4 separate regions of the Homo sapiens genome follow, and regions 1, 2 and 4 are each linked to region 3. Evidence: chromatin loops called from intact Hi-C (ENCODE). Cell type or tissue: PC-3. All regions are shown on one strand. Links, peaks and the distances in the headings refer to the core of each region. The heading gives the core; the rest is flanking DNA.

Region 1 (8,386 bases), core at 74-8,073, 240 kb after region 3:
TATTAATAAGTTTAATATTCTGCCCTTGCTTCAACGTATAATTTGGCAAAACTTCTAATGAAAAATACTATGCCCCAAAAGTGGAAAGAAAAAAAAAGGAAAATGATAAAAGGTTAAAAGGATGGGGGAGGTGAATTGTCTAGTGTGGGAGAATTATTCCTTGTGAAATTGAAAGTTAACTACAAGTATTTCTCAAAAGTTCAGAGTCTTCAAACAAAACCAATACATTTTGTATTAACATTGAGTGAAGAACCTTGTGACTCTTTGGAGAATAATAAACTTAATTGCAATAGCTTACACTGTGAGCCACATTAGCATTTTAACTCCAAGTCTTAAAAATAGACCATTTATTTTTAAAGGAGAAAGAAAGATAACCAATGTTGAACATGGGCTATGTGCCTGGCATTTTGGCAAGTGTTTTCACATAGGCCCTGTATTTGAACCCTTATGACAAACTGAGTTGGCATTGTTCTCCCCTTTTATAAGGAATCCAAGATTCAGATGTTAGGCAAATTGCTGGAGGTCACATAACTGGTAAATGGTCTAGCCAGGATTTCAACCTAGGTTTACCTGGCTCCAATGCCTGGGATCGCTCAATTCCTCTGGCTTACTTTCTATACTCTACCATTTTTAATAATCACAACAGCCTCATTAGGTAATACTAGCATCCCCATTTCATAGATGAGAAATCCAAGGTTTAAAGAATCAACTACTTATTCATAGAAAGCAGTGAACTTTAGGCCCAAACCCAGCGCTCTTTGATTCCAATATATCAGGATGCTTTTAAAGTGTTATGCTGGTTGTCAAAGTGCCATCAAGACTTCGAGCTGTAATAGTGCTTTGGTTCTTTCTCACCTTTTTTAGGCGCCTTCTTGATACCTTATGCAATTATGTTAGCATTGGCTGGTTTACCTTTGTTCTTTCTGGAGTGTTCACTGGGACAATTTGCTAGCTTAGGTCCAGTTTCAGTTTGGAGGATTCTTCCATTGTTTCAAGGTTGGTATTAAAGCGTTTTCTTGGTATTAAAGCATTTTCTTCACCATGCTTTTTTGTATATTTGTGCATATAGCTACCTTCACTGTGAGGAACAAAAAATTGCTTAAAATTCTGACAATTTAAAGCAAAGAAAACATGCATTATTGTTGTTTTGCTGTACAGTTTGCCACTGCAGAATTTAAAAAATCAAATGTTTTTATTTCTGTTTATCATGGGCTGCAGAAATGGGAAGGATTAGAAAGCACGCTAAAGATGGTTAGAAGGGTGTCATTATTTTCCTATTTTCACCCTGTGAATTCTTTTGGCACATAGTCTCATGCTCTAATTTAAAGGCCCTAACTTTTTTCTACTTCATATGTAGTTTTTGTCTTACTGCCTTTGCATATCTTTTACAATGCCTCATTCAGAAAAGCTGAAGGGTAGGCCACCATTTTTTTTCTTGGATGCTCTTAATAGAATAGGACACTGGTAAAGCTTAAAAATGCCTTGTTATTAAACATCAAACTACCTCTTTTGACTGAAGATTAAATATCATTTTGGTATGTGCTAGCTGCTGAAAATTATTTGTTTTCAATGCAACATCAAAAATAAATTCATAGTGAGGTGAATAGAATATTGTTCTGGAAGAGTGGAGAAACTACCTTAAAAGCTAGTTTTGAGCATTGGAGTTATATTCAGCACGCTAAACTGCATTTTGAAACTACCTAGTTAAGGAAACTTTGGATATTTAAATTCAGATTGTTACTGAATTATTTAATTTTCTTTACACATAGTTGTAGATATATCTACACCATCCCTCCAGGTCATTATTTTAGAGGCTTCATTTTCTACTTCTCAAAATGTTGATTTATAGATGAATATTGTATTGGTCAGTGAGTAAATAAGATACAAGCTTTGAATTTTTTTTGTCTAAAGAATGTCGACTTTGCATGATCTGACAAGAATTTGCAGGCTTAACAAGAAAAAGTAATAAACATGGGTTTTTCTTTATGTGAATTTGATGCGCTTACCACAAGTCTTCTGGCCTTGGCCTTAATACCCTTTCTAATCAACTAAGAAACTGCACCAGCAAGCCAATCATAAAATTAAATTTAAATTTAGAAGAAAATTACTCAGACAGCATTAGCCCCTACTCTCCCAGAAAGAAAAAGGAAAAAAGTAATTTAAAACAGTCTTTATTTATTTAGAGACAGAGTCTCACTCTGATGCCCAGGCTGGAGTGCAGTGGTGGATCTAGGCTCACAGCAACCTCCGCCTCCCAAGGTCAAGCAATTCTCCTGCCTCAGCCTCCCCAGTAGCTGGAACTACAGGCATGCACCACCACGCCTGGCTAATTTTTGTATTTTCAGTAGAGACAGAGTTTTACCATGTTGGCCAGGCTGGTCTCGAACTCCTGACCTCAAGTGATCCACCCTCCTCAGCCTTGAAAAGTACTAGGATTATAGGCATGAGCCACCGCACCCTGCCTGAAACAGTCTTTTTTATTTTAAAATAGATTTTGTGGTAATTGAGATACAGCTTTTTTATGAATTAGCAAAGTAAATTTTACTTGAGTTTGGTTTTTATTTTAATTGTTCTTTTTTTTCCAGGTGTGGGAATTACAATGGTCCTGATCTCCATTTTTGTGACAATCTATTACAATGTCATAATTGCCTATAGTCTTTACTACATGTTTGCTTCTTTTCAAAGTGAACTACCATGGAAAAATTGTTCTTCGTGGTCAGATAAAAACTGTAGCAGATCACCAATAGGTAAAATTTGTCAACACCCAAATAGTTCTTTTATATATATTTTTTATAAGCTTGAAGGGTCAAATCATTCTCTAAGCAACTTAGGTACAATTTTAAATGTTCCAAAGGTCACTGGTGAAAGCAGAAGATAGCATATATAATCAGAAAAATGATTAATACAATGTATTAATCTCTGAGAGCAGTCAGGAAGGCTAAATCATGCCTAAGAGTACTTCTTCCAGGCCTAAGTCTTGGGCAGGAGAGGAGAAACTGAGAAAATGATAAAGGGAGAAAAGTGCTATCTAGGATAGTTGTGTGTGTCTCAGGAGACAGTAGGTGTTGTTCATGTCATATGTTGCTAATCTTTGGGATAACGTACCATCCATGTCATAGACTATTACCATTTTAATTACCTATGTATATCAGAGGATAAATTTATAAATATTTAATGCTTCCGAGAAGTTTAAAGGCCTTAATTTGTCTATATACATAGGTTGGATAGGTAAATCCACATACAAAAGTTTGTTAGAGCACTAAACCTCAACTGAAACAATTGTTACTCTATACCTGTTGTTACTATAAATACAATCACAGCTTAAAAGGGCAGACAGTTTTGTAATCCCTCCTAGTTTAGTAGAAAAGATTTTAAGATGCTGAATGTACATAGCTTATTCCATCTGTAAGATTTCTACTCCACTTTTTTCAAGTAACAATTTTGATGATAATTTAAATATGTTACCATTAAAACATTTTCTAGGAAAGTAATCTTCTAAAACTAAGTACATGTCTGTGTCTATATTTTTTATCCTCTTTAGTAACTCACTGTAATGTGAGTACAGTGAATAAAGGAATACAAGAGATCATCCAAATGAATAAAAGCTGGGTAGACATCAACAATTTTACCTGCATCAACGGCAGTGAAATTTATCAGCCAGGGCAGCTTCCCAGTGAACAATATTGGAAGTAAGTATACTAGATGATTTACTTTTAAGTAGATGTTATCTTAAAATTTGTACAAAACAACAAAACATTAATCATCTCCTTCCTTAACTCACATAAATAGAAAAAGGAAAATCAGGACAAATTATATTTCATTTAACTCAAATGTCTACCTATCCCAGGTGATTAGTAGTTACCTGCAAAATTAGCTCATAGTCAGCAATGTGTCTTTTATAAATTAGTTATTAAATGGGCACAACACTGTAATGATTTATGAGGTGTTTATTAGCTATGATTTAGGAAATTGCTTTGAAGAAAACACATACAAATTTTAGACTACAATGATCAAGTTGTAATGATAAATAGTTGGGTGATGAGTAATATTGCTATTTAAAAAAGTGTAATTCTTCAGCAGTTTTGTTTACAATTGTCATTATATGGTAAGAATAGATATGTAGTGTTATATTTACTTTTATTAATTTCAAACGATCTCTCTACTTACTCTATATCTATCCATTACTCTTACCTAATATTGTTGACTCTACTGCTAAATGACCTCTTCTTCATCCACTGTTAATGACCTTTGTAACTCTTTTAAACTTTGGATCTTCAAATGTTCTCAAACTTCAAGCTTAGAAATAAGATCCATGCATGTACCTAGTGAGAATCTTGGAATTTTACAGAAAGTCTGTGGAAAAGGCGTGAATAACAGGATCATTTGAGTTTGATGATATCTATAAGTATGGAATGAGGAAATATTTAATATAATTGTAAATGTTTTCCTCATTATTTTAACATGAGAAAATACTGTAATAGTAAAATAAAATAATCTGACATAAAGTCAATTTATTTACATAAAGGATCTTGAAACAGAGGAAAGTAATAGCTAAAAGAATCAGTAGATCTTTTATTCTGTGGTTTGAAACTTTGGATTGGCTGTGGTTAACTGAAGTTCAGAGCCTGGCCATTTAATAAACTATCTGTGCCCTTCGTATTGATAGTATCTATCAATAAAGGCTCACCGAACTTTGATATATTAATAAGATACAATATTCATGAAGCTTCGACCTGGATAAATGGTATTACAAAACTCAATGTATTTTCTTTAAGTCAAGTGATTCTGTGATCATAAAATGGCTTATGTGTTTCAGTAAAGTGGCGCTCCAACGGTCAAGTGGAATGAATGAGACTGGAGTAATTGTTTGGTATTTAGCACTTTGTCTTCTTCTGGCTTGGCTCATAGTTGGAGCAGCACTATTTAAAGGAATCAAATCGTCTGGCAAGGTAACTTGAAAAACACATTAGATAGCGATATAGCAGCTTTCCAATTTCATGGTAGTTCAATATCAAGCATTACCAAAAGCATGTTTTTTTTCTATAATGGGAGCATTCAAATGTGTGAAAAGCTTTCTAAATAGTGATTTTAAGCTCTAAGTAAATACATAGGATCTCTGTTATTGCTAAATACAAAACAAACAAACAAAATAAAAACTGGTACTAGAGGTGCACATTTCCTAAAAACATGGACCCTTTTAGCTGATAGAGCATTCTGAAGCTTAAGAGTATATTATTAAATTTTCTATCCTACTATATAAAGAAGCATCTTGAATGGAATCATACATTGCAATGTATGGTTTGGAAAGTCTAGATCCTTGTTCTATAGAGTAATAGTATCAGGAATCCCCTAGTCGGAGAGAGAGAGAGAGAGAGAGAGAGAGAGAGAGAGAGAGAGAGAGAGAAATGTGTGTGTTTGTGTGTATGTGTGTGTGTGTGAGTGTGTATGTATATATACACACAAACTATATATTCATTCTCTTAAAGATTGCCAAAATGGACACAGAACTTTTTCTCTCAGTGAAAGGGCCTCTTCTGAAAAACATTCTGTTATATTTTCCCACTTCATTGTTTACTTTTATAAACTTGCAGAGAGAATAATGGTAATTTAAGAAAACAACATGAAATTTTCTCTGTGAACAGTTACACAATACCCAGAAAAAATGTCTATGTGTTTTTAACTAGTCAATGGATATTTCCCTAAAGGTGGAGGACAAGAATAACTGGGGATCTTGTCTTTGTATTCTCAGTACAATATCTAGCACGTTCTGTTAATGTTAAGTTGTGATGAGACATGCTGTTACATCACAAAAATACTGTGAATATCACAAATCCAGGGAAAACTTTCCAAAATGTTTTAGTTGCACATTTTTTAAACCCTTGGTTTCCTTTTGATGTTAATATTGAAAGAGTCCATTAAAGGCCATTTACCCAGGCGATTAATTTTTATTGGTCTCTGAATGACTTGTTTAAACCATTTCCTTGGATGTATTATAAAACATAGGACATCTATGGATCAAGGAAATCATCCTCATTAAGGCAAAGCTGGTCTCAAAGGCAATCTGCTCATCTGGAACCATGTGTTATCTAGTACAGAAGCAGAGCACTTGTATGTATGCTATCAAACTCTCTTAATGGTAGCTGTAAGGATAACAGTAACAAGTGTCCAGTATTCACTTCAATATGCTTTTCTGGGATTTGAACATCTGCTAGGAAATATTTTCCTTTTCTTTGAAGACTGAATATATATTAACCAATGCAGGGTTTAAATCATTTCTCTCCTCACCTCAATGCAGTAATTTACTGAGAGAAGACATTCAGTCTCCTCAGACATGTATAAAGATATATTTATCAGAGCAATACATTTAGATCCCAAGTTATCACTGCTGATGTATTATTTATTTACAGAATAAACCTGGGAAATGTGGATTAACACATCAAATTATTTTTGAAATGGATCATTTGAGAGTAGTGAGGACACAAATAAGAAATTATGCTAACTTTGGTATATCATCAGACCCTATGAAATCCCCTGTACTTTATTTAATTAATCTCAACTGGCTAATAATTTTACTTGTATACAGTTATACACCATGATTTTAAAAATAATTTACTAATTTTTGGTTACTTTTCTTGGTAGGTGGTATATTTTACAGCTCTTTTCCCCTATGTGGTCCTACTCATCCTGTTAGTACGAGGTGCAACTCTGGAGGGTGCTTCAAAAGGCATTTCATACTATATTGGAGCCCAGTCAAATTTTACAAAACTTAAGGAAGCTGAGGTGAGTCTTAATTTGGATTTCAAATTATCTGAGGAGGTAAATCTTAAAAGTAAATGCCAAACATCTTTGGTTCCATATGAATATCATAATGTAATAGCTTGCAAAATAATATACAGTTAAATTTATTAGTTTCTATCCACTAGGATGTCTGACTTAGCTAATATTTAACCTGCCATTAATATTCTTTTATTGATGGTGAGATAATTTTTAGAAATAGGATTTTTAAAGTCATTTTTTATTCATATAAACTGAATCTATTTGACCAACAAAATTTCAGGCTTATTAATCTGAAAAACAATATTTCATGCATAAATACCCGCAAGTTGATGATTGGGGCTATGTGATTTATTGGATAAACTCAGACTAGCTTTAGAGATTACTGTTGAAAGTTTAATAGTCTAATATACATTTTAGTTTTCTTCAAAATTTAATATTTGCAAAATATTATCAAATTTTGTCTAGTGAATTGTGAAGTTAAAACATAAATTTGACAATGGATTAAGCATTCCAAAATTGTTACTTATACCAAAAACTTAAACGTGTGCCATGAATAAGAATTGGGTAACCCTATTTCAACTTTGCCTTCAGATAATGGCTGAATGTATCACTGGCATGTAACATCTTTTAAAATTTGACTGCTGAGAGTATTAACAGTAAGTGTACTACAGATAGTATGCTTCTATTAGTATGGTCTAGAATGCTTTCACTTCTTTTTTTTTTTTTCTTTTTTTTTTGAGACAGAGTCTCACTCTGTTGCCCAGGTTGGAGTGCAATGGCACAATCTCTGCTCACTGCAAACTGCCTCCCAGGTTCAAGCAATTCTCCTGATTCAGCCGCCCAAGTAGCTGGGATTACAGGCATATGCCACTGCACCTGGCTACTTTTTTGTATTTTTAGTAGAGATAGGGTTTCATCATGTTGGCCAGCCTGGTCTCAAGCTCCTGACCTCAGGCGATCCACCCGCCTTGGCCTCCCAAAGTGCTGGGATTACAGGTGTGAGCCACCGCACCTGGCCCTTTCACTTTTTTACTAGTCACATCACATTCTTAGCACACATTAAGCTTCTGTTCAACTAAAAACCTGTAATTTTATGTTGAAATCAAGAGAGACTATGTTAATATTATCTGCCATACTACTAATACTATTCAAAATGGATATTAGTTTGCTATAGTATTCTTCATGAAACTCATGCTAATTTCCAGCCATTGCTGTCTTCTTTTCTAAATACTTACAAGAGGATGTGTAATTATTTCTTGTAAAGATTTTTTGTAAGCAGTGCCAAATTTATTAGCTTTTAGTTGTGGAAATCTGTCATTAATTTACAATTACCTTTCTGAAAACTGAAATGCCAATCTTTGGTCTTTGGTTACCTTTTTTTGTGCTCAATAATTTCCACTCAATGATTAATCACATAGCTTTAACTTATTTTATATCTATGGAATTTTCTTATTATAGTCTTGGAGATTAATATACTTTGATGTGTCCACAGGACATCTTAATTTGTTTCTTCATTTATCTTGGGCCTCACTCTTTTTATCCCTGTTGGTTAATCTCTTCCTAATTTGAAGACCATTTTGGATGGTGAATAAGAAACAAATAAAATGGA
Region 2 (8,386 bases), core at 302-8,301, 150 kb after region 3:
ACTCCCCGATGAAGCTGGAAAACATTACTTAACTTCTCCATCCATGCCTTAGTTTCTTCATCTTTACAATTGGAAAAATTATAATATACACCTCAAAGGGTAGTTTAAGAATAGAAGAAATTAATCATGCATATGTAAAATTCTTAGAAGATCCCTGACATGAGGCGAATGATCTTTAAATATTATTTATTATTTTAAAAAATCAACTACCTGTCCACATATATTCCCCTTTTTCTATTTTTTTAATTAAAATATTTTATCTGTCATGAATATCACTTATTTCCTCCATTCTGTAATTTGACCTTTATTTTTGATTATGGTATATACATTTTGAGTTTTACATTGACATTTACATTTTTGATCCATTTGGTATTTATTTTGGCGTAAGACACTTGTTAAATACATAGCTGTATTTTTTCTCACAAAGGCAGTCAGCTCTTCCAACATAATTTATTTGACATTCCACCATTTATCCACTGATTTTAATTAACATGTCCGAGACTAAATACCTATGCCATTTACATTTATTTCTGTACCCTCTCTTGTGTTTCACCACTGTGTCCGTCCCTTAATCACAGTATAAAAATGTTTTAATTACTGTAGCTTTATGATACATTTTAGATAAGGTAAGTTTAGCCTTTACTATCCTGGGTATTTTCTTGGGTATAATCATGTACTTTTTTTTAACCTGCAGAACCAGCTTACCTAGTTCCAAAAATATGCTCTCAGTATTTGTATTGAGATTCTTTTAGGAGATTTTATTTCCTGTTCATAAACAAGACATATCGTTAAATTTATTTATATTTATCCACAAACAAGGTATATATTGATTAAGTTATTTTTATGTTTTTAATAGGACTTAAACTTTTCTTCCTTGTGCACTTGTTATTTTTCCTAGAAGTTTTATCTTTTGCTTTTTAATTGCCTACATAGCTATGTGTATATTCCTTTTCTCATTCCTTACTTTGCATATTTGATATTTTTGTATAATATACTTGACTAGGCTAGCGAGAGCATTATACATTTTACTGGAATTTTCACAGAACTACATATTATAGTACTTATTGTTTTTTTCTGCTCTCTAAATCATATGTTTATGATTTAATCTTTTCTAAGTATTTCTGTTTTCCTTGGATCTGTTTTGTCTTTTGTTTGCTCTTTTGAGTTCGGGTCTAGGTAATATGTTGTTACTCTTAATAGTTAATACAAAGAGCATTTATAAATATAAATTATTGTAAGTATAGCTTGTAAGTAGTATTTTTTCTTTTCCCCTTTGAGCAATAAGTTATTTAAAAGTTTATTATTTTCATAATTCAATTTTCTAGAATTTTTGTTTATTTTCATTTTTATTGCTTTGTGGTCAGATAATGTGATCTGTATATTTTGTGTTTTAGGAAAATAGTCATAGTCTAATCAATCAGAAAGAAGTTGCACTTTTATTCTGTAAGGTACAATGTTCTATATCTAATAAATAATCTTATTAGTGTTCTTATTTATATTATTTACTCTTGTTTAATTCTTTTTTTTTATGAGACAGACTCTCACCATGTTGCCTAGGCTACAGTGCAGTTGTCATAGCTCATGGCAGCCTTGAGCCCCTGGACTCAAGTGATTCCCCAGCCTCAGCCTCATGAGTAGCTCAAACTACAGGCACAATACATCACACTGGCGAATTTTTAAAAATTTTTTGTAGAGACAGGGTCCCGCTGTGTTGCCAAGGCTGGACTCAAATTCCTGGCCTCAAGCAATCCTCTTTCCTTGGTCTCCCAAAGTGCCGAGATTACAGGCAAGAGCAACCACACCCAGCCTTGTTTATTTCTTGTGCATTTGAGAGACGTGATTTAAAAATCTGATTCTACCATGTACTGTTTTGTAGCATTGGGCAAATTACATAATCTTTTTCTAACTCATTATTAAATTGAGCCCAGCTCATGTTATGTTTGAAGGTTATGAAGGCCGCAGAGTTTAATGTACATTGTGTATACATCATATAAAGTGTTTTGCATGCTGCTTAAAACACAGTAAATAATTTTATCTAAAAATTATTTGCTCATCTTTTTTGTCACTGTCTTATTTTGATTTTTAACCCAATGTGAAGATCTTTGTTCTTTAATAGATTAATTTTTTTCAGTGTTATTTTCATTTTAATGGACTCCTCCTTCCTTCCTTCCTTCTTTCCTTCCTTCCTTCCTTCTGAAACTCATTTTCTCTTTATACTATTTTCTATATTTTACCACATAGAATATGTTGTGTATCTTGTCCAAGATCACACAGCACATGGTAGATTCAGGATTTCAATCCATGTCTTCCTGAATACAAATCCCACACTATTTCCAAAAGTCCAAATAGCTTCATAATAATAATGACTTCTTAGAGTTATAAGGAGGAACAAATAAAATTAGGTTTGCAAGTGGCCTAGCACAGTGCCGTGTTTGTTTCTTCTTTCTTCTCTTTTTTTACTATTGTGCCCTACAATGACAACCCATAGTTTTAAGAGCCTCTCTAAGGTATAGCATGGTGAACAATGCCACTGCTTTTCAATTCTCTTTCTTGACCCCAGAGTTTTCAGCGATAGCCTATCACTTAACAAATACAGATGGGAAATTAGTTCATCCCTGAATTATAAATTTCTTTGTTTTTATTGCCATATTTCATCAATTCTGAAATGCGTATTTTTTAGATTTTAATAGCTTTTATATTAGAATGGACCTTATAATTAGTGGTGTCTTACAACTACAATTGGAAGTGTTTTTCCTTTCTTTCTTAGTGGCACTTTGAATGATAATGTGTTTTAGAATCAATGTCTGTTTAGATTCAATGAAATATGATATGAACAAGTCAATACATTATAGATATGTAACATATTTTATGAAGTTTAGCCCCTCTCTAGAAGATATCTTAAAATTATATAAATAAAATTATGTGTGAAATCATTTTATTGGTGAGGAAACTGAGACCTTTTTTCTACGTTCATACAGTCTCTGACTGTCTCTTCTGAGCATTGCTGAATTTAATTATTTCCTGTCCCTACTTACTGACACTTTTTCATTCATTTCTCTCTATCTCATACATGAATTCAGTCCACCACTTACTTTTATATTATTTCCTGTCAATTCTATTAGTATATGGATTTCTAGTCTATCCCGAATGAATATTTACAAAGCTTCTTCATAAAGTACAAAGGGGCATACAAAATTAACATAATGACAGACAGAAAGTCATTAATCACATTTTTATTTTTTATGCTTCTGACCTTTTCAATCTCCTTAGCACATATTCAAAACTCTCTGAACATAGTAGGTGCTCAGTAAAATCTTGTCAATAAGAAGCCAGGATCTATAGCTACTTTTCTCTCTCCCTGCTAAACTAATGACAGAAAGCAGTACCAAGCATAGTGTGCGTAGCACACCTTAGTCATCCAATAAATGATAATTACTCTAGTTTCTCTTCATATCGCATAAATCTTTCACCTTTTACCAATAAATGATAATTCCTTTCTTTCATTTTCTAAGCAACTTTATCTATATAACAGTTTATAGCTATGGACTCAGGACTAATATTGGCTTCCACCTTAGTGGTGCATATAAAAAGAGTCCTTGGTCAGATACTTTATATATACATCAGATTTATAACTTCCTGACTTATAGAATATTAGAATAAGAAGAGAATATGAAAGATCATTTGGTCCAATGTCCTCACTGTATAGGTGCTTATATCTTGATCTAATTAGCCCATTTTTCTTAATTCCAGTTATTCAGCATTTAGAAATCCCACTTCTCCCAAACCACCTGAAATTCTATGGTACTCAATTTCCTAACCTCGAAAGCGTGACTTTTCTGTTTTACAAACATTGACTGAATACCTGTATCAGTGTGTTATAGAAGATAAAACAACAAGTTCTGGCCTTAAGAAGAACTGTATAACTTTTGGCAAGGAAGATAAACTCTCAGAGTATCCGTTCCCTACTCTGAAAAATTAGTATAACAACACCCCTCTCTTGTGGTTGTTACAAGCTCACATTTATAAAACAAATCACAGGCTGCTAGCAATAAATGCACATTTGCACTCTACTCCTCTTCCCCCTAAACTCCAGGCTTTTCTGAGCTCTAGTTAACTGTTTAATTTTTTTTTTTCTCTCCTTATATGTTAGTCAAAGTCTCTAACAACGACTGGTTTGGAGCACTGTCTTCTGCTTTCTATCAGGTAATCACAGAGGGCGATTGTACTGTGGGAGAAAAGCCTTGAAGTAATGCTACCAAGTGAGGTGTGCCAATATTAGTTTTGGAGTGACTGAGGAAGTGAGAGATAAGGATGCAGTTGGGAAATAACAGACTCCTTATAAGTAGCATTATTGTAGCCAAAACACTATTGCATTCAAAGCCACTTGTTTACTTATTCTTCCATTTGCCACTTCATAGGTTTAAAACAGCAGTTTTCACATTGTGTTCTGAGAAGGCATGGGGGTCTCTGAAGCCTTTTCAGGGGATCTGCAATGTCATTCCTTTTCCACATACATATCTATGTGAGGCTGAATTTTCTTCATATACTTCAACCAAACAACTGATTGAATGCAACAGCTGATACAAAAATCCAGCTGTCTATATAAAAAAGAGTAGCAAAAATGTGAAACAATGTCATTCTTTCCACTTTTTTCAGTTTTTAAAGTATAGTCACATTTCATGAAAAAGTAATTTATATTAATAGGTTTATTTTTTAAGTGAATTAAGAAATAAATATCTTTTGAAAATTTCCGAGTTTAAATTTCTAATATGGCAAATATTTATAGATATAAACCACATAAAACCAAAAGAGCATTTTAGAGTTCTCAATAATTTTTAAAGTATAAAGAGGTCCTGAGACCGAAATATTGACAACCACTTGTCTAGATGAAATAAATTAACTTATAACATTACAGATCTTTCACAAATTCCTCTATAACAGGGATCAGCAAACTACTGACCACAGGCCAAATACAGACTTCCCTTTGTTTTCGTAAATAAAGTCTAATTGAAACACAATCACAGCCATTTTTTATATATTGTTTATGGCTGCTTCAGTGCTATAATGGTAGAGTTGCATCATTGAGACAGACTATACTGACATAGAGATGAAAATATTTACTATCTGGCTCCTTACAGAAAAAGTTTGCTGATCCCTCTCTATAATATAGAATAGCTGTGTCCAATTATTTAAAGTAAGATGCATTTCTCTTATTTGATTCAAATATTCCTGTTACCAATACATCCCAAATCAATCCTGATAATCAGCGGAGAAATAGATGACATATCTGTATTGCACATAACTGCTCAGTAAATATTTATCAAAAATCCACCAAGTTCCAGGTATTATGCTTAGAAATGGGGATATAATGTTGAATAATACAGACATTGACTTATTTTTGTGGAAATTATATCATGTTTATTCAGGCTCAATTTTTCTTTGTTTCTTAAGATTAAACACCTCCTAACTTGAATACACCACGGATTTATAAAACTTATCTAGAATAGAGACATAGGCAACTGTCAGAAGTATGCAGCTTTTCTCATATTTGAGAATGCCCGTTCAAATAGAAGTCCAAAAGTTATTAAATTTGAATTTGAAGAACATATGACTTTTTTTAATTTTTAATTTTAATTTTTGTGAGTACATAGTAGATACATATATTTCTCAGATACATTACATGGTTTCATACAGGCATCCAATATGAAATAAGCACATCATGGAGAATGGGGTGTTAAGCCCCTCAAGCATTTATCCTTTGAGTTACAAACAATCCAGTTACACTCTTTAAGTTATTTAAAAATGTACAGTTAAGTTATTATTGACTATAGTAACCCTCTTGTGCTATTAATTACTAGGTCTTATTGATTATTTCTAAGTATCTTTTGTACCATTAACCATCCCCACGTCCCCCTCACACCTCCCCACTACCTTTCTCCAGTCTCTGGTAACCATCCTTCTACTCTTTATGTACATGAGTTCAATTGTTTTGATTTTTAGATCCCACAAATAAGTAAGAACATTCTGTACCTGGCTTATTTCACATAGCATAGTGACCTCCAGTTAAATTCATGTTGTTGCAAATGACAGTATCTCATTCTTTTTTATGGGTGAATAGTACTCCATTGTGTATAAGTACTATAATTTCTTTATTCATTAATCTGCACAACAAAGGAAACAATCCATAAAAGTGAAGAGACAGCCCACAGAATGGGAGAAAATATTTTCAAACTACACATCTGACAAGGGATTAACAATCAGAATATATAAGGAGCTCAAATGACTCTATAGGAAAACATCTATAATCCAGTCAATAAATGGGCAAAAGATTTGAATATATATTTCTCAAAAGAAGACATACAAATGGCAAACAGGTACATCAAAACGTGCTCAACATCACTGGTCATCTGAGAAATGCAAATCAAAACCACAATGTGATGTTATCTCACCCCAGTTAACATCCTTATATTCAAAAGACAGGTAATAACAAATGCTGGTGAGAAAAGGCAACACTTGTACACTGTTGGTGAGAATGTAAATTAGTACAACCACTATGAAGAACAGTCTGGAGGTTCCTCAAAATCTAAAAATTGAGCTGCCATATGATCAAGCAATCCCACTGCTGGGTATATACTCAAAAGAAAGGAAATCAGTATATTGGAGCGATATCGGCACTCCCATGTTTGTTGCAGCACTGTTTACAACAGCCAAAATTTGGAAGCAACATATAACATTTAGATCAATTGGGGATGAGAAGGAAACATGTGCTAGGAGGATTCAGTAATATCCATTTATTAGTTCAACAAGGATTTATTACAAAACTATTATGTACTGGACTGTGTCTTGATATATGACTCCCATCCTCTATGCCCACCAAGTAATTACTGTTCATCATGTCATGATTATAATAAGAGAGAAAGGATTATTTTTATTATTATATTGGGATGCTATTATTTCTGAATATTAGCTCTTCAATAAGCTGCGTAGATTGCCATGGAAAAAATATGGTTAGTTTTTTTACTTACTCAGTGGTCAGAATAAGAGGACAATGATTTCTTAAAAATTATTTTAGATTTGGGCATACATGTGATGATTTGTTACATATATAAACGTGTCATGGGGGTTTGTTATACATATTATTTTATCACCCAGGTACTAAGCTCATTACCTAATAATTATCTTTTCTGCTCCTCTCTCTCCTCCCATTCTCCCCCTTCAAATAGATCCCAGTTTCTGTGGTTTCCTTCTTTGTGTTCATAAGTTCTTAGCATTTAGGTCTCACTTATAAGTGAGAACATGCAGTATTTGGTTTTCTGTTCCTGAGGTAATTTGCTAAGGATAATAGCCTCCAGCTCCATCCACACTCCCGCAAAGGACATGATCTCATTCTTTTTTATGAAGGACAATTATTTTATTTTATATCTCATTTCTTGAATTTCAAAGCTGGGCTTCAGTTACAGAAAAACACCATATAGCCAGAGGTATTTAGAGTTAGAAGAGATTCAACTTATTCAAATCTGAAATTGAGGAGCTGAGAGGTTAAGTGGTTTCCCTAAGATGACATAGCTAGTTTGTGGAAGACTGGGAACTAGAACCCCAGACATTGGCTTTTTCCATTGAGCCACACTACTCTCTGTCTTTTCTAAAGTGTTTGCTGTGAAGGAGACACAAATATTACATGTTATCTACTGTCTTGCTAGGACAAAAACATGAAATTAAAATCCATTCATGATGAGATCATGTCTCTGAAGGATTCAGAATAATTATTTGGTATAGTCATTTATATGGTGTATTAGTCCATTCTCATGCTGCTATAAGGACATACTCAAGACTGGGTAATTTACAAAGGAAAGAGGTTTAATTGACTCACAGTTCCACGTGGCTAGGGAGGCTTCAGGAAACTTACAATCATGGTGGAAGGGGAAGCAAACACATCCTTCTTCACAAGGCAGCAGGAGAGAGAAGAATGAGTCCCCAGTGAAGGGCACTCATTTTATAAGGGGGAAGTCCCTTATAGAAACATCAGATCTTGTGAGAACTCACTCACTATCACAAGAACAGCATGGCAGAAACCACCCCCCTGATTCAATTTATCTGCACGTGGTCCCTCCCATGACACGTGGGGGTTATGGGAACTACAATTCAAGATGAGATTTGGGTGAAAACACTGTCAGACCATATCATATGGGAAGTTCATTCCCAGAGCAATGACAAGGAGAGGCAAAAGTAATAATTGTTTTATGGATTGGAATAATTGAAGGAAGAAAGGTGAGGCAAGCAGGAGCTATGTTACTAAAAAAAAAAAAAAGAACCGTGAGCAAATGACCAGTAAATCAGCTAGCTGTAACACTCTCTTTTTGTGTTTTTAACTAGTAAAGCAGTTTGA
Region 3 (8,386 bases), core at 240-8,239:
TTGTTGATTTTTGTGTGGAACATCTGTCCAATGCTGAAAGTGGGGTGTTAAAGTCTCCAGCTATTATTGTATCAGGGCCTATCTCTCTCTATCTCTGATAATATTTCATTTGTATAATCTAGGAGCTCCAGTGTTGGGTGCACACATATTTAAAATTGTTATGTCCATTTGCTGGATTGACCTCTTTATCATTATATAGTGATCTTCTTTTTCTCTTCTTATGGTTTTTGTCTTGAAGTCTATTTTGTATGATCTAAGTGTGGCTACTCCTGGTCTTTTTTGGTTTCCATTGCACGGAATATCTTTGTCCATCCATTTATTTTTAGTCTATATATATCTTTGTAGGTGAAGTATGATTCTTGTATGCAACAGATCATTTGTGAATCCATTCATCCACTGTCTTCTGATTGGAGAGTTTAATCTATTTACATTAATGTTACTATTAAAAAGAAAAGGCTTACTCCTGCCATCTTCTTATTATTTTGATTGTCTTGCAGCCTTCTCTTCCTTGTTTACTTCCTGTCTTCCTTTTAGTGAAGGTGATATTCTCTGGTGGTATGCTTTCATTTTTTGCTTTTTATTTTTTGTGTATCCATTGTATGTTTTTCAATTTGAGTTTATCATGAGGCTTGCAAATACTATCTTAAAACCCATTATCAGCTGATAACAACTTAACACTGATTGCATAAACAAAGAAACAAACACACAAAAGGTAAACTGATGAAAATGCAAGAGATAAACTTTGTCCCTCCACTTTAAAACTTATGGTTGTTTCTCTTTTTGTGCTGCCTATTTCTTGAAAAATCATAGTTATTATTTTTGATTGGTTTATCATTTAGTCTTTCTACTTAAGAGTAGTTTAAACACCATAATTACAGTGTTATAATACTCTGTGTTTTTCTATCTGCTTACAATTCCCTGTGAGTTTTGTACTCTCAGATGATTTCTTATTACCCATTAACCACTTTTTTTTTTTTTTTTTTTTTTTTTAGGTTGCAGAACTCTCTTTAGCATTTCTTGTAAGACTGGTTTTATGTTTTATGTTCATAAATTTCCTCAGGTTTTGTTTGCCTGGGAAGGTCTTTATTTCTCCTTTATGCTGAAAAACTATTTTCACCAAGTATACTATTCTCGGATAAAAGGTTTTTTTCCTTCAGTGCTTCAAATATGTCAGCCACTTTCTCCTGGCCCATAAATTTTCCACTGAAAAGTCTGCTGCCAGACATTGGAGCTCCAATTTGTGTTATTTTTTCCTTTTCTCTTGCTGAAGATCCTTTTTTAATCCTTGACCTTTGTGAATTTTATTATTAAATGCCTTAAGGTACTCTTCTTTGGGTTAAAACTGCTCAGTGTTCCATAACTTTCTTATACTTGGATATTGATATTTTCCTCTAAGTTTGCAAAATTCTCCGATATTATTCCTCTGTGTATACTTTCTACTCCTCTCTTTCTCTGCCTCCTCTTTAAGGCCAATAACTCTTAGATTTGCCATATTGAGGGTATTTTCTTGACTTTGTAGGCATGCTTCATTCTTTGTATTCTTTTTCACCTCCTCTTACTATGTGTTTTCAAATAGCCTTCTTCAATGTGTCAATTCCATTTTTAACTCTATATTTTCTACCTGATTATTTTTAATTATTTTGATCTCTTTGTAAATTTAACTGGTAGAATTCTGAATTGCCTCTCTGTGTTATCTTGAATTTCTCTGAGTTTCCTCAAAATAGCTATTTTGTATTCTTTTACTGATAGGTCATACATTTCTATTTCTCCAGAATTGGTCCTCGGTGCCTTATTTGTTCATTTGGTGAGGTCATGTTTTCTTGGATGGTGTTGATGCTTGTAGATGTTCATCAGTGTCTGGGTATTGAAGAGTTAGGTATTTATTGTAGTCTTCAACATTTGGGCTAGTTTGTGCCTGTTCTTCTTGTGAAGACTTTCCAGGCAATCAAAGACACTAGGGATCCGTGTCCAATAACACTGTGGTTTTTGCAGACTCGTAGAGGTACCACTTTGGTGGTCTTGTATAAGATTCAGAAGAATTCTCTGGATTACCAGGCAGTGATTCTTATTCTTTTTTCTTACTTTCTCCCAAGGAAACAGTCTTCCCCTCTGTGCTGAACCATCTGGAACTGGAGGTATAGTGATGCAAGATACCTGTGGCCATCAGCTGGGACTTTGCTGGGCCAGACCTGAAGCTAGAACAACACTGTTTCTTGCACAAGGCCCTTCCTTTCATGGTGGTGAGTTTCCCCAGCCCACAGTCATGGCCAGAGATGCTGTCTGGGAGCCAGAAATTGTAGTAGAAAAACCTTAGAAATTTACTCTATGTTCTATTCTACTACAGTTAAGCTGGCACTGAAACCACAATACAAAGTCCTTCCTACTCTTTTCTCCCCTTTCCAAAGGCATAGTAGCCTCTTTCTGTGGCCACCACCATCACTCATCCACAGATTGTTGTGCCAGGCCTCCACTGGTATTCACTAAAATCCCCAAAGCCCTTCTGTCAGCTTGTGGTGAGTGCTGCCAGTCCTTGGACTCAACCTGTAAGCAAATGAGCTCCTGCATAGCCCAGGTCATGTCCAGAAATGCTGCCCAAGTGCCTATCCCTGGACTTGAGTACCCCAGGATCCTGCTTGCTGTTCTTCCCCACTGTGGCTCAGCTGGTACCTAAGGTATAAGACAAAGTCCCCTTTACTTTTCCTTATTTTTCTCAAACAGAAGTCTTTCACTGTCACCACCAGATTTGGGAATGTGGATGGTAACACCTGAAGCCAGCACATCTAAAGCCCAAGGCCCATGTCATATACCCTGGGTTTTGCTACTGGTTGTACAAGTCCCAAGGGCTCCTTGGTCATCAGGTAATAAATCCTGCCAGGACTGTGTCCTTTTCTTTAGGGGAGTAAGTTCCCTTTTGGCCCAGGATTTGTCTAGAAATGTCTGTGATCTAGGGCCTGGAATGTGTCCTCAAAACTCTGCTTGGTGACTTATCCTATTGTGGCTGAGCTGGTATTTAACATGCAAGACAAAGTCCTCTTTACTCTTCACTCCCCTCTCCCTAATCAGAAGGATGGAGTCACTTTCATTGCTGTGTGCTTTACTGCCTGGTTTGGGGGGAAGAATGGCTCAAACAATCCCTTATCCATACCAGCTGGTATGTCCCTAGATCATGGGCCACTCTAGTTCATTGGCTCTAGGCCTAGCTTAGCACTAGGAGTTGCTTACATATTGCAGTCCTTGTGTCCTAGACTATCTTTCAAGTTTAACTAGGGCCACAGAGCACTTCAGCCTGTAGTGGCAAGGCTTGCCAAGAAACTTAAGTTCTGGCCACAAGCATGGGCTATTCCCCACTGGCTAGGTCTGGTCCAAATGTTCCCTTCATGCATGGGCCCTGGCTGAGTCTGGCATGGCTTTATTCTTCACTGTGACTGGGCAGCACTGAGTCCTATGTAAAATCCCCCAGTTGCTGCACTCTCCCTCCCCAAAGCGCATAGATTCTCTCTTCCTGCCACATGGCCACTTCTAAGGGATTGCAATGCCATTGGCAATTCAACCATCTCTCCTGCCCTCCTCAATGTCTCTTTTAGTAATATAAAGTTAAAACCAGGTACTGTGATTGCTCACTTAATTTTTGATTCCTGTGACAGTGCTTTCTTGTGTGTTGATAGTTGTAAAAATTTAGTTTTACAGTGGAAGGTACGAATGATATAGGCTTCTATTCTGCCATCTTGCTTTACTCTCATAATTATACTTTTAATATAGTCTAACAGTAGATGCTAACATGATGATGGAGACATCAGCTAGATGCCAGAATGGAAAGTCCCAGTCATCATTCCTTTAGAGATACTGACTTAACAACAATATATACAATAACTGTATCCCAGGTTAACACAAAGCCTAGAAATGTTGAGACAGGTAACAAGAATCATTTTGCTTTACCATAATTGTTTCTCCCCAAGGTGACATACCTCAACTTAACTCCTGACTTTCTTTTCCTCTGGAGGCAGACGTCGTGAGAAAAGTGGAACATGCATTCAATATTCTGACTTTTGTGGGACTACCCAATATACTTTTTTTTCTTGCATGACTTGGAGTGCTAATGGAAATGTCATGATTTGGATGGCTAGGAGTCATTAACAGAAAGGGAGCATGGAAGTAATTCTCTCTAGCACCAGAGGTTCTGCAATACTGTAGACAGAGGCTGTCAGAGCTTGGCACAATTATAAAAATGTTTCTTAGCCATGGCATTCCCCACAAGGAGAGAGAAGAGTGAAGCATGCATCCCGAGTTCCAGCTTTTTTGAGAGAAGCCTAAAGGACTGGTATCTGTCTCACTATATTTGGGGCACAGATGTGGAACTTGCATACCTTGGATGTCTGGGTTCCACTTAGAACAAAGGAAAGTAGTGTCGCAGTAACTGTAGTGTTAGATACAGACACCAGAGGGAGCTAGAGATTTATAAACAGTGAAAAAAGAAATCAGGAAGCCTCTCTAATTGGGAAATTACACGCAAAAACCCAGAAAAATTGTATCCCTCCAAAAGGTTTCATAGGCACTCAGAATCTCTAGCCAGGTGATTGGTGAAGATATTCTCCTGTATTAAGCCAGTCTGTAGATACCAAAAGATGATTTTTTAACAAATGCACAAAATTCAGGAAAAAATTATAAGGCACATTAAAAATGGAAGTATGCCTCAGGGAAAGGAAACAATAAATCACTAGATATCCCCCCCCAATGGAGAACTATGGATTACCTGAAAATATTCAAAATAATTGTCTTAAAGTAGTTCAATGATCTATATGATAACACAGGTAGACAATAAAAGAAAATTGGGAAAACAATGAATGTACAAAATGAGAATATCAAAAGACGTAAACTATAAAAAAGAATCATAGAAATTCTGAAGCTGAAGAATGCAATAACTGGATTAAAAAATTTACTATAAAGGCTCAACATCAGACTTGATCAAGCATAAGAAAGAATCAGTAAACTTGAGGATCAGTCAATTTTGATTATCTAGTCAGAACAGAAAAAAAAAGAATGAATACAAATAGAAAAAGCCTAAGGGTCTTACAGGTCACACCATCAAGCATACCAATATATGCATGAATGAATTCAGTAAGTCTTAGGTTACAAAGTCAATGTAAACAAATCAGTAACACTGCTACATACAACCACCAACAAAACTGCAAATCAAATCAACAACTCAGCCAGGTGCGTTGGCTCACACCTATAATCTCAGTACTTTGGGAGGCCAAGGCGGATGGATCAAGAGGTCAGGAGATCAAGACCATCCTGGCTAACACGGTGAAAGCCTGTCTCTACTAAAAATACAAAAAATTAGCCAGGCGTGGTGGTGGGTGCCTGTAGTCCCAGCTACTCAGGAGGCTGAGGCAGGAGAATTGCTTGAACCCGGGAGGCAGAGGTTGCAGTGAGTCAAGATCACGCCATTGCACTCCAGCCTGTGCGGCAGAGGGAGACTCCGTCTCAAAAAAAAAAAAAAAAACCACTCAATCCTTTTCTCAATAGCTACAAAAAAATAAAATACCTAGGAATACACTTGACCATGGTGGTGAAAGATCTCCACAAGGACAACTACAAAACAATGTTGAAAAAAATAATAGATTACACAAACAGTTGGAAATACATCCCATGCTCATGAATTGGAAGAATCAATATGATGAAAATGACCATATTGCACCAAGCAATCTACAGATTCAATGCAATTCCCATCAAAATACCAACATCATTTTACTCATTTTACACAGAATTAGAAAAAAAAATCTAAAATTTATATGTAAGCAAAAAAGAGCCTGAATAGCCAAAGCGATCTTAAGCAAAAAGAATCAATCTGGAGGCATCATATTACCCAAGTTCAAATTATACTACAAGAGTATAGTAACCAAAACAGCATGGTTCTGCTGTAAAAGTAAATCCATAGACCCATGGAAAAGGACAGAGAACCCAGGAATAAAGCCAAATACTTACAACCAAATGATATTTCACAAAGCATACAAAAATATAAATTAGGGAAAGGACACCCTACTCAATAAACGGTGCTAGGAAAATTGGATAACCACATGTAGAAGAATGAAACTGAATCCCTCAACTCACCATATATGAAAATTAACTCAAGATGGATCAAAGAGTTAAATGTAAGACCTGAAACAAAAAAAAAAATCCAGAAGAAAACCTAGGAAACACTCTTCTGAACATTGCCCTATGCAAAGAATTTATGATGAAGACCCCAAAAGCAAATGCAACAAAAACAAATACAAGTAAATTGGACCTAATTAAACTAAAAAGCTTCTGCACATCAATATAAAAGATCATTAGAGTAAACAGACAACCCACAGAGTGGGACAAAATATTTGCAAATTATACATCTGACAGAATACTAGTATCCTGAACCTGCAAGGAGCTCAAACAAATCAGCAAGGAAAAAAAAAACAAAACAAAATAATGTCATTAAAAAGTGGGCAAAAAGCATGAGTAGACTTTTCTCAAAAGAAGATGTACAAATGGCCAAATGACATATGAAAAAAATGATTAACATCACTAATCATCAGAGAAATGCAAATTGAAACTACAATGAGATACCACCTTACCCCAACCAGAATGGCCATTATTAAAAAGTCAAAAAACAATAGATGTTGGCATGAATGTAGCGAAAACAAAATACTTATACACTGTTCGTGGGAATGTAAATTAGTACCACCTCTAGGGAAAACAATATGGAGACTTCTCAAAGAACAAAAAGTAGATCTACATTCAAACAAGCAATCCCACTACTTCATATATGCCCAAAGAAAAAGAAGTCATATCACAAAGACACCAGCATTTATATGTTTATCACAGTACAATTTACAATTGCAAAGATATAGAATCAACCTCAGTGCCCATCAACTGATAAGTGAATAAAGAAAATGTATATACACCATGAAGTATTACTCAGCCAGAAAAAAAGAGTGAAACAGTGTCTTTTGCAGCAATTTGGATAGAACTGGAGGCCTTTATTCTAAGTGAAGTAACTCAGAAATGGAAAATCAAATTCTGCATGTTCTCACTTGAAAATGGGAGCTAAGTTATGGGTATGGAAAATCATACAGAGTGATATAATGGAGACTGGATAATCAGAAGTTGGGAGGATGGGAGGAGGGTGAGGGATGAAAAACTACTTATTGGGTACAATGTATAATACTAAGGTAATGACAGGTGCACTAAAATCTGACTTCACCACTCTATAATTCATCAGTCTAACCAAAAACCCCTCATAATCCTAAATCTATAAAATGTCTAGAATAGAATTTTAATGTTCTTGCCACAAAAAAGTGAAAAATTAGTGAGATGGAAAGATTACTTTGAATCGTTCTATAATGTGTACACAGATCAAAACGTCATATTGTACTACATAAATATACATAATTATTATTTGCCAATTATAAATAAATGAATACAATTGAAAAATGCTAAAAAAAAAGAAAATTTCTGACCAATATTTCTGATACCAAAAATCTCCTCAAAATGTTAGCAAATTGAATTCAACAGAAATTTTAAAGATTACATACTGCGATTGAATGGGATTTACCTCTGGAATACATGGATTTATTATTATGATTATTATACTTTAAGTTCTAGGATACATGTGCAACACAACGTGGAGGTTTGTTACATAGGTATACATGTGCCATGTTTGTTTGCTGCACCCATCAACTCGTCATTTACATTATGCATTTCTCCTAATGCTATGCCTCTCCTAGCCCCCCACCCCCCTACAGGCCTCGGTGTGTGATATTCTCCACCCTGTGTCCATGTGTTCTCATTGTTCTGCTCCCAGCTATGAGTGAGAACATGTGGTGTTTGGTTTTTGGTCCTTGTGATAGTTTGCTGAGAATGATGGTTACTGGTTAGTACTTGGATGGGAGGCATGGATGTTTTAACATAAGAAAATCAATCAAAGTACTGACCACATTCATGAGATTAAAAAAAAATGATCATCTTAATTGATGCCGAGAAAGCATTCAACAAAATTCAACACTCTTTCATGATTTTAAAAAACAGAACCAGCTAGGAATAGAAGAAAATTACCTAAACATAATAATGATCATATGCAAAAAGTCCACAGTTAACATCATACTCAGTGGTGAAAAACTGAAAGCTTTTTCTCCAAGTTGAGGAAAAAGGCAATGATGCCTTCTCTTACCATTCCATTCATCATCATACTAGAAGCCATAGCCAGAGTAATTACGCAGCAAATAGACATAAAAGGCATAAAAATTTAAATGACAGAAATAAGATTATCTGTTTTGCATATGATACACTCTTATATGTAGAAACCTTAAATATTCCACAAAATACTCTGTTAGAACTAATAAACAAATTCAGCAAA
Region 4 (8,386 bases), core at 89-8,088, 250 kb after region 3:
GAAGTGAAGAGGACTTGTCCTATCAGATATGAAACAATATTTATAATGCTGTACTAATTAAAATAGTGAGGTGTTAGCATAGGTATAAATATATAGACCAGTGGAACAGGATAATAGTCTCAGAAATAAATTCAAAAACAAATGGAACTTGGTATGTGGCAGAGGTGGCAATGCAGATCAATAAGGGAAGGGATGATAATCCAATTGATAGAATTGACATCCAATTGATATCTAATTGATTTAATTGATAATATCAATTATCCTTGAACAATTGATATCCCATTTAGGAAACAACATCAGTTGGAAATTTCACATATCATTCACATATCACATATATTGATATGCACAATATCCATTTTAGGTGAACTGAAAATTTAACAATATAGGCAAAACTTGAATTCCTTTAGAAGAAAATACAGAATAGTACCTTTATAACCTTGGGCTTAGCCGTTTTTTAAAAGTAATAGAGATCAAGGATAATACCTATAGTCAAAGATGGATACCTTCAGCTACAGTAAACCAACAACAAAAACTTTGGTTCATCAAAGGACACAATGTTAAAAGGTAAACAAAATTAACCTACAAATTTTGGAGGAAAAAAAATCAACATATATAATAGTCAAAAGATTAGATTCCAAATTACATCAAGAATTTTAAAAACCGAGTAAGACAGCCCAAACCCAAAACTGGCAAAAGACATGACCAGGAATTTCACAGAAAAAAACAAATCATATGGAAAATGAAGTGTTTGCAAGTAGGCGGAGGAATGGGAACCCTCACAGCCAGCTGGTGGGAGTGCAAAATGGTACAACCCTTTAAAGAACAATTTGGCAAGATTTAGTAGAAGGGAGGAATACATATACTTTTCGACATCACAGTTACACACCTACATATGGGGAATGTACAAGAATGTTCACAGCTCCATAATAGCAACATACTGAATGATCTAAATGTCCATCAACAGGAGAAATGATAAATTGTGACATATGCAGTGTGGCAATAAAGAAGTGGAAAAAGGCCAGGCGCGGTTGCTCACGCCTGTAATCCCAGCACTTTGGGAGGCCAAGGTGGTCAGATCACCTGAGGTCAGGAATTTGAGACCAGTCTGGCCAACATGGTGAAACTCCGTCTCTACTAAAAATACAAAAAAATTAGCTGGATGTGATGGTGCATGCCTGTAATCCCAGCTACTTGGGAGGCTGAGGCACAAGAATTGCTTGAACCTGTCAGGCAGAGATTACAGTGAGCCAAGATTTCACCACTGCACTCCAGCCTGGATGACAGAGCGAGACTCTGTCTCAAAAACAAAAACAAACAAACAAAAAAGAAGTGGAAAAGAATGATTAAAACTACATATATTTAATTTAACCAAATAAATTTGCTTATATTCTTTCACTTTTGAATTACAAAGTGGACATTTTATATAGTTCAACTTGATGATGGATAAATTTCACAATACCTAATAAAAAATGGCACGTTGTATATGTTTACGTGCATTAAGATAACTTTTCTATAAATTCCAAAACAAAACATTCAAATCTAAGTGTAAAGAAGAACAAAGAAATTATGAGCACAGAAGTCAGGATAGCAATTGCCACTGGTGGGTAGAAGGGTGACAATGATGAGGGAGGGGTACAAAAAGGATTTAAGAGACTGCAACATTTTATTTCTTAAGCTGAGTAGTGGGCATTTGGGTGTTCATTTCATTGTTATTAATAATATATTCATTTGCTTATGTGAAATATTTACACAAATAAAAAATTGAGTATATGTTTTAAAATATTAAATTATTTTCTCTTATAGGTATGGAAAGATGCTGCCACTCAGATATTTTACTCCCTTTCAGTGGCTTGGGGTGGCTTAGTTGCTCTATCATCTTACAATAAGTTCAAAAACAACTGCTTCTCTGATGCCATTGTGGTTTGTTTGACAAACTGTCTCACTAGCGTGTTTGCTGGATTTGCTATTTTTTCTATATTGGGACACATGGCCCATATATCTGGAAAGGAAGTTTCTCAAGTTGTAAAATCAGGTATATAATACTATATATTATCAACTTTGATTAATTCAATGTATCTCACTTATGAAACTCCAATAGAATTTATAGAAATTTACTTGACACAGTCATGATTTAGAATATTGAATTTTCTTCCTCATTTCATCTTATATAATTTTGTTGCTGTAACAATATAATAATTCTTAGATTATCCATGTAAACAAGAGTATATTAAGGAAATATTGCTGAAGAAGATAGGATGTTTAATTTTGTTTAGTCCTTGCTAAGCACTTTCCATGCATTATAAAAGAAAGAAAATGTGTATACAAATTTCCTCTGTACAATTATACTATTGGGTTTGAATTTTTAAAACACATGAACATCATATAGGTGAGAGAGTCAAGTGACTTTGAGTTTCCACTTGTGTCTAGCTTTAAAGGAATCTTAGTGAACTCCCTAACTTTACGGATATTAGCTAGGGATGCTTAATTATCTGGCTACAGATTCTGGGGGAAAATACTAGGGTTGTTTTAAGTAGGGATGCTTCATTAAAATTTTGTTTATGTTTTTAGTATCATATGATGGAAAGACTGGTGATTCATAACAGAATGTCAAGGATCTTGTAGATTATCTAGTGTCCAGCTCCTCATTTACAGAGAAGTGGATTGATACACAGTAATGTCATATATGTCTTGCAGAAGGTCAAATATTTAGGAAGTGATAGAGCCTAGACTAAAAGCTAATTTTCATGAATCCCAAGTTAGTCCTCCGGGAGGTCGAAGAAACTTAAAACTACTTAAAACTGAGGATCACATAATAGAACTGGCACAAAATTGAAAAGCATTCTAAAGGTAACATCAAATGGAAAACAAGATTTAATTTATAGTTTCATTACATACGATTTTGCATATATGCATATAGTGATTCTGGGTAAACATTTGGAGAGAAGGTTAAAAACAAAAGTTAGTTCGTAAATGTATCTTTCTTTAACAGTGCAATTCTTTTAGAGCATCTAGGCTAAGATAATGTGAACTAATTTACGTTTCTGGAATTTAAGATAGTTTTTATTCTTTGTCAATCTTAAAAAATAAGATAAGTTAAATAAAACTATTAAAAGAATTAAAATTTCTTATGTGAGAAATGTACCATTTACATTACAGTCTATTTGCTAACTTAATTCATGTCACATGTTCACATTATCACATCACAAAACAACCAAATTCAATATTGTAAAAAGGGAATGTGAAATAGTTGGTAAAAAAATTTATGTCATGGATTGTGTTGCCAAATAAGATGAGATTTTTCTAATATCTTATGTTTTAAATGTTTAAATATGTGAATATTCTTGGTAACTAATTTATAATATCATACATGTTTCGTAGGTTTTGATTTGGCATTCATTGCCTATCCAGAGGCTCTAGCCCAACTCCCAGGTGGTCCATTTTGGTCCATATTATTTTTTTTCATGCTTTTAACTTTGGGTCTCGATTCTCAGTTTGCTTCGATTGGTAAGTAATACTTCCAGTGGTAACATATTCCTCTTATATTTCTTTTGCATTTCCTCTACTTGAAAACAAGGTGCTTTTATTACCCCTATTACCCCCTCTAGCTGTTAATCTCAGAATGATCTTTCTGAAAGTTGCTTTAAATAAAATTTAAATACAGAAAAATACTTGACACTCAAAAGGAATACACATTAATATTTTATCATACTTGTTTCAGATATTTTAAGAAAATAAACTGTTACAGGTGAATTTGAAGTCCTCTTTCTTTTCCTAATACAATCACATTTTTTTCTAGAAGCAACTCTTACCATAGATTGTGTATGTTATTCTATCCATGTTTATATACATTTTATATGTCTGTACATATCATATACATTTTTAAATTTGCACATAAATGTGAAGTTTCAGAGCATGCATATGACTCTGAAAGTTGTTTTTGCATTGATTATGAATCCCATTGATACACAGGCATATAGATCTAGTTAAATCACAATCTCTTTGTTGCCATAATAATGGGCATATGAATGATATACAATTTTTTAAAAATTACACACACTGCTGCAATGATCATCCTTGCACATACTTCTATGCACACGTAGGGATTTACCTAGGTTACATGACTAGAGAAATTCTGAAACAATTTTCATCCTACCACTCTCTCACACAATATTTTCAGTTTACTCTGTTTATAGGATAAAATCTAGACTTTTCTGGTTGACTTTCAAAGTCCTTGAAAATCTCAAACATATTTTCTGATATTTTCATTCTCACATCCTTCTACTCTTAGCCAGTTCCCTATTTCATGAACACATTTATCTCTTAACCTAGAATCCTTTCTGTTTCCACACCACTGATTCAAATATTTACCTTATTTAAAAGTCCTACTAGAATTCTTCCTTTTAGACTAATTCAGTTCACAGGGGACTGTTACCTTACAGTTGTTATCGATGAAAAATCATATAAAGCAGACTAAAAACAGCAAATAGCGCTGCATTTGATTTTCATCAGAACCAAGTGGTGACTGCCAAAAGAAAAAACCCTGTGGGTTTTTAAAAGCAGGGAACAGGGCTCAGAGTCTATTTTCAACATATATTTGTAAATTTGATTAACATACATTGAATTCTGTGATTAACAGTATTGGCAAATAAGTTGACATATAACATGTCATTTCTCCCCCTCTGAAGAAACGATCACAACAACAATTCAAGATTTATTTCCCAAAGTGATGAAGAAAATGAGGGTTCCCATAACTTTGGGCTGCTGCTTGGTTTTGTTTCTCCTTGGTCTCGTCTGTGTGACTCAGGTATACTACAGCATTTTTTTTCATAGAAACATATTAGTTGGAACATACTTTATAACCTAACTAAAGAAACCAAAGCTTAAGAGGATGCTTAGTGACAAGTCCAGGTCTGACTTGGATCAAGGTTTTCTGGGTTTTAGCCCATTTTTCTCCATTATTACTTTTATAGAAAGTCTATTTTGCAGATGAGGAGGCCGAATAATGGACAGTTACTTCAGTTACAATAAGATTACAGACTTTAAACACATACTACATTTCTCACAGCCACTTCAGAACATACAGACATTGCATACCATTCTGATAATCAACAAATTTAAGTGCTTATTTTCTTTCCAGTGACTCAGTATAGATTGAAAGATTCTTGAGATATTTAAAGTCACATTTGAGTTTACATTTGAAACATTGCTTTTCGCATTTTAGCAGAAGGGAAACTAAGGAGCATATGTCAAGATCAAATAAATAGATTCAATTTGAATATCCCATCAATCATAAAAACAATTAAAATATACTTAGAAGTAATTAACATTTTTTTGGTAGGCTGGAATTTACTGGGTTCATCTGATTGACCACTTCTGTGCTGGATGGGGCATTTTAATTGCAGCTATACTGGAGCTAGTTGGAATCATCTGGATTTATGGTAAATAGTAACTATAAAATTATTTTCCAGTTTTATTAAAATAGTTTAGTTTGATTCATTTTCATTATATTTACCTAATTATACTATTAATTTTTATACTATTATAATAGCAAAGTACAATATACTGCACAACATTATGTTATGTAAAAATATAATTACAGGTGTATGATTCATTGTTGTGGTAGAGAAAAATGTTTAGACACAGAAAGATAATTGATGCCATAATGGTTACTGGAAGAAAATATTAGCAAGCACTCAATGTACTCTTTGTTTTCTTTAGGAGGGAACAGATTCATTGAGGATACAGAAATGATGATTGGAGCAAAGAGGTGGATATTCTGGCTATGGTGGAGAGCTTGCTGGTTTGTAATTACGCCTATCCTTTTGATTGTAAGTAATAATACACCATGAACTTGATTTCGATAATACATATGTTCTAAGATAAACTTAATAATTCACATTGAAGACAAAAGGCAAATTAATTTTATAAAGGAATGATTTTCAAGTTTTGCAGTATTTATGGCTGGTGCCTCCAAGTTGCCTAAATTAAAATGCCTTTGCAGTATTATTTTGAGGCCATCAGTTTAAACATTTACCATTTGAGAAAATAAACAGGTTCGTATAGATGTAAAAGTTATCAGTAATTTAAAATTTATCAATACAAAAAATGAAAATAAAACATGAATTTGCTCATTCCCTAAAAAAATATGTTGAGCCATCAATAATATTCCTAACCTCTCTGCCAGGCACAGAAAAAACAAAGATGCATAAGGCCCAGATCCTCTCTTCAAAGAATTCAGTTTAAATATACTGACTGCTGAGAAACAACAGTCATATTTTAATTCATATTTTATCTCTTAATGAGGGAGGTATTTGGCAGATGATAGTAAAAGAAACTTACCTGTGTCAATAAGGGCAATGGTTTATGTCAATAAATTCAACAATTAATACTATTTAGAAGCTGAGGTAAAGCAAAAGTATGTCTTACTCGAGAGACATAACTTATCAACTTAAAATGTTCAAATAACATTTCAGGACAGTAAATGGCTGAGCACCAAAATAAACACTACACTGGAGGGAGAATGATTATGGACTAGAAATAATGGTGGTGGGGTGAGGCAGTGTCAAAGCTTCATAGATTTATTTTGGTTTTCATTGCCTTCATGCTTCAAAGGTTTTCCTAGAAAAGACCATTAAGTAATTCTATGCAGGATTTCCTTCAAATCTAAAGTACCACATTTGTTTGTAGAGAGGATTACATTTTTTTTTTTAACATTATGAGATCACTTTCAAAAGCTGAGCAGTTTGGAACGAGATCATGGTGAATTAAAATATTTGGATATTCCATATTTTTGCTAAATGATTTTGAAAATGACACTAAATATTTTTATTTGACAAGTCTCCATAATAAAGTAAGCCCCCTTGTCAACTTAGAAGGTCTAGCTGGATCACTTAACAAGCTAATATTCAATGATTACATAAGTTTGACACCTGAATTTAATTTAAAATGCAAAAGTATTAGATATGAAATGATTTACATTGCCATCTATTTTTTATAAAGTCATGTGTATTGGACTCCACTATCCCTCATCCATTCTTTTGTAGTTATGTACATTCATAGTAACTGTAAAGTATATTTAAATTACTGTAATTAAATTAATGGAGCTAAGCCATTTAATTTTAAAATTAAACATAGATCTATTTATTGTTTTCTCGCTGATTTTAATAAAACAAAAACAGCTAAATTTAAGGAAGCTCCTTAATAATTATTGGGTTTTGTTTTGTTTTGCTTTACCAATTTCTAATTAATTAGTTTTAATGCTTCAACATTTCGGGTTTATTTTAACTTGGCCTTATAATGTGTTCATCTTTAACATTCAGATTTGACTGTATTGCCTAAGCAGATATTGAGGGTTTTTTTGTTTGTTTTTTGTTTTTCCCTCAGTAAGATGCTGGAAGTGAAATGTGCTTTGGTAAATGCTCACCAATAATGTGTGTAAATGCATGTGTGTTTTTGATGTGTCAAAAGGGGATCTTTGTGCAGTGGGAAAGAATAGAAGCAATTCCTAAGCAAGGAGAAAAGCATGCCCACTAAGGTGTACTTCACATTCTCATTGTATTAATCTATATGCTGGCATGTAGATTTAATCTATGGCATAGAATAAAACCATGCTATTATAAATCAAAGTGAAAAGCTCAATAACAGAAAATTTCAGATATTATTTTACTTTCAATCTGATATATGGTCAAGTATTTTATTGAAATATATGTTGAACAAGTATTTGGATTTATAAATATATGATGGTATTAATTTTGGAAAAATTTATTCAAAGTAAAAATAAAAGTTATATATTTTGGTTCATTCCATATTGTTATCTTCTGGCTTGTTACCTGATTATTTCAATTATTTGAATATATTTTCATATTAACTATTTTTGATAAATCACATCTGAGGAACAGAATCAAATTGCTAATCATCAGTGCAATAAAGTCTAATCTTTAGCTTTGTCTTTGCATATTTAACTTTGACAGGCAATATTTATCTGGTCATTGGTGCAATTTCATAGACCTAATTATGGCGCAATTCCATACCCTGACTGGGGAGTTGCTTTAGGCTGGTGTATGATTGTTTTCTGCATTATTTGGATTCCAATTATGGCTATCATAAAAATAATTCAGGCTAAAGGAAACATCTTTCAAGTGAGTGCATTAAAATTGTTTATACTTTACACAAAGTAGTTATGATCAAAATGGAGATTAATTTACTCACATGGTAGTAATATGAGATTGTATGAAATACAATTAATTACTCCTTCCTCTTGGCTACTTCTATACCTGACACAGTCATCTGTTACTAGTGCACAACATGGTATTTTATTATTTATATATTTGCTGTGTTTCTCTATGCTAGACTATAAGCTCCTTGTGGGGAAAGTCGGGTCTTATTT

Evidence for each region. Peaks named below come from ENCODE experiments on the same cell type or tissue, not always from the same donor. Only the 100,000 strongest peaks of a DNase experiment are listed, where the experiment ranks them.
Region 1: it touches region 3 in a loop (7-fold over the local background); 7 of 110 quality-filtered maps call a loop at or near these places.
Region 2: it touches region 3 in a loop (15-fold over the local background); 3 of 110 quality-filtered maps call a loop at or near these places.
Region 4: a loop joins it to region 3, with 11 times the contacts of the local background. A loop is called at or near these places in 7 of 110 quality-filtered maps.

Annotation. Positions count from the first base shown.
Region 1 is chrX:116,440,102-116,448,487 of GRCh38, forward strand. It overlaps SLC6A14 (solute carrier family 6 member 14), which reads left to right. Exons shown (of 14, transcript NM_007231.5): 3 at 865-996; 4 at 2,586-2,747; 5 at 3,542-3,689; 6 at 4,817-4,949; 7 at 6,640-6,780. Among named protein-coding and RNA genes, the nearest start is that of SLC6A14, 7.7 kb to the left of the region's middle. In PC-3, for the core only: no CTCF peak of the experiment used is centred there; no DNase peak of the experiment used is centred there.
Region 2 is chrX:116,353,231-116,361,616 of GRCh38, forward strand. No RefSeq gene overlaps it. Among named protein-coding and RNA genes, the nearest start is that of SLC6A14, 79 kb to the right of the region's middle. In PC-3, for the core only: no CTCF peak of the experiment used is centred there; no DNase peak of the experiment used is centred there.
Region 3 is chrX:116,200,710-116,209,095 of GRCh38, forward strand. No RefSeq gene overlaps it. Among named protein-coding and RNA genes, the nearest start is that of AGTR2, 34 kb to the left of the region's middle. In PC-3, for the core only: CTCF peaks have their summits at 4,430 (motif pointing right) and 4,634; a DNase peak (open chromatin) is centred at 4,432; H3K27ac peaks cover 668 bases.
Region 4 is chrX:116,449,639-116,458,024 of GRCh38, forward strand. It overlaps SLC6A14 (solute carrier family 6 member 14), which reads left to right. Exons shown (of 14, transcript NM_007231.5): 8 at 1,804-2,032; 9 at 3,379-3,504; 10 at 4,686-4,804; 11 at 5,339-5,438; 12 at 5,719-5,828; 13 at 7,971-8,138. Among named protein-coding and RNA genes, the nearest start is that of CT83, 9.1 kb to the right of the region's middle. In PC-3, for the core only: a CTCF peak has its summit at 3,589; no DNase peak of the experiment used is centred there.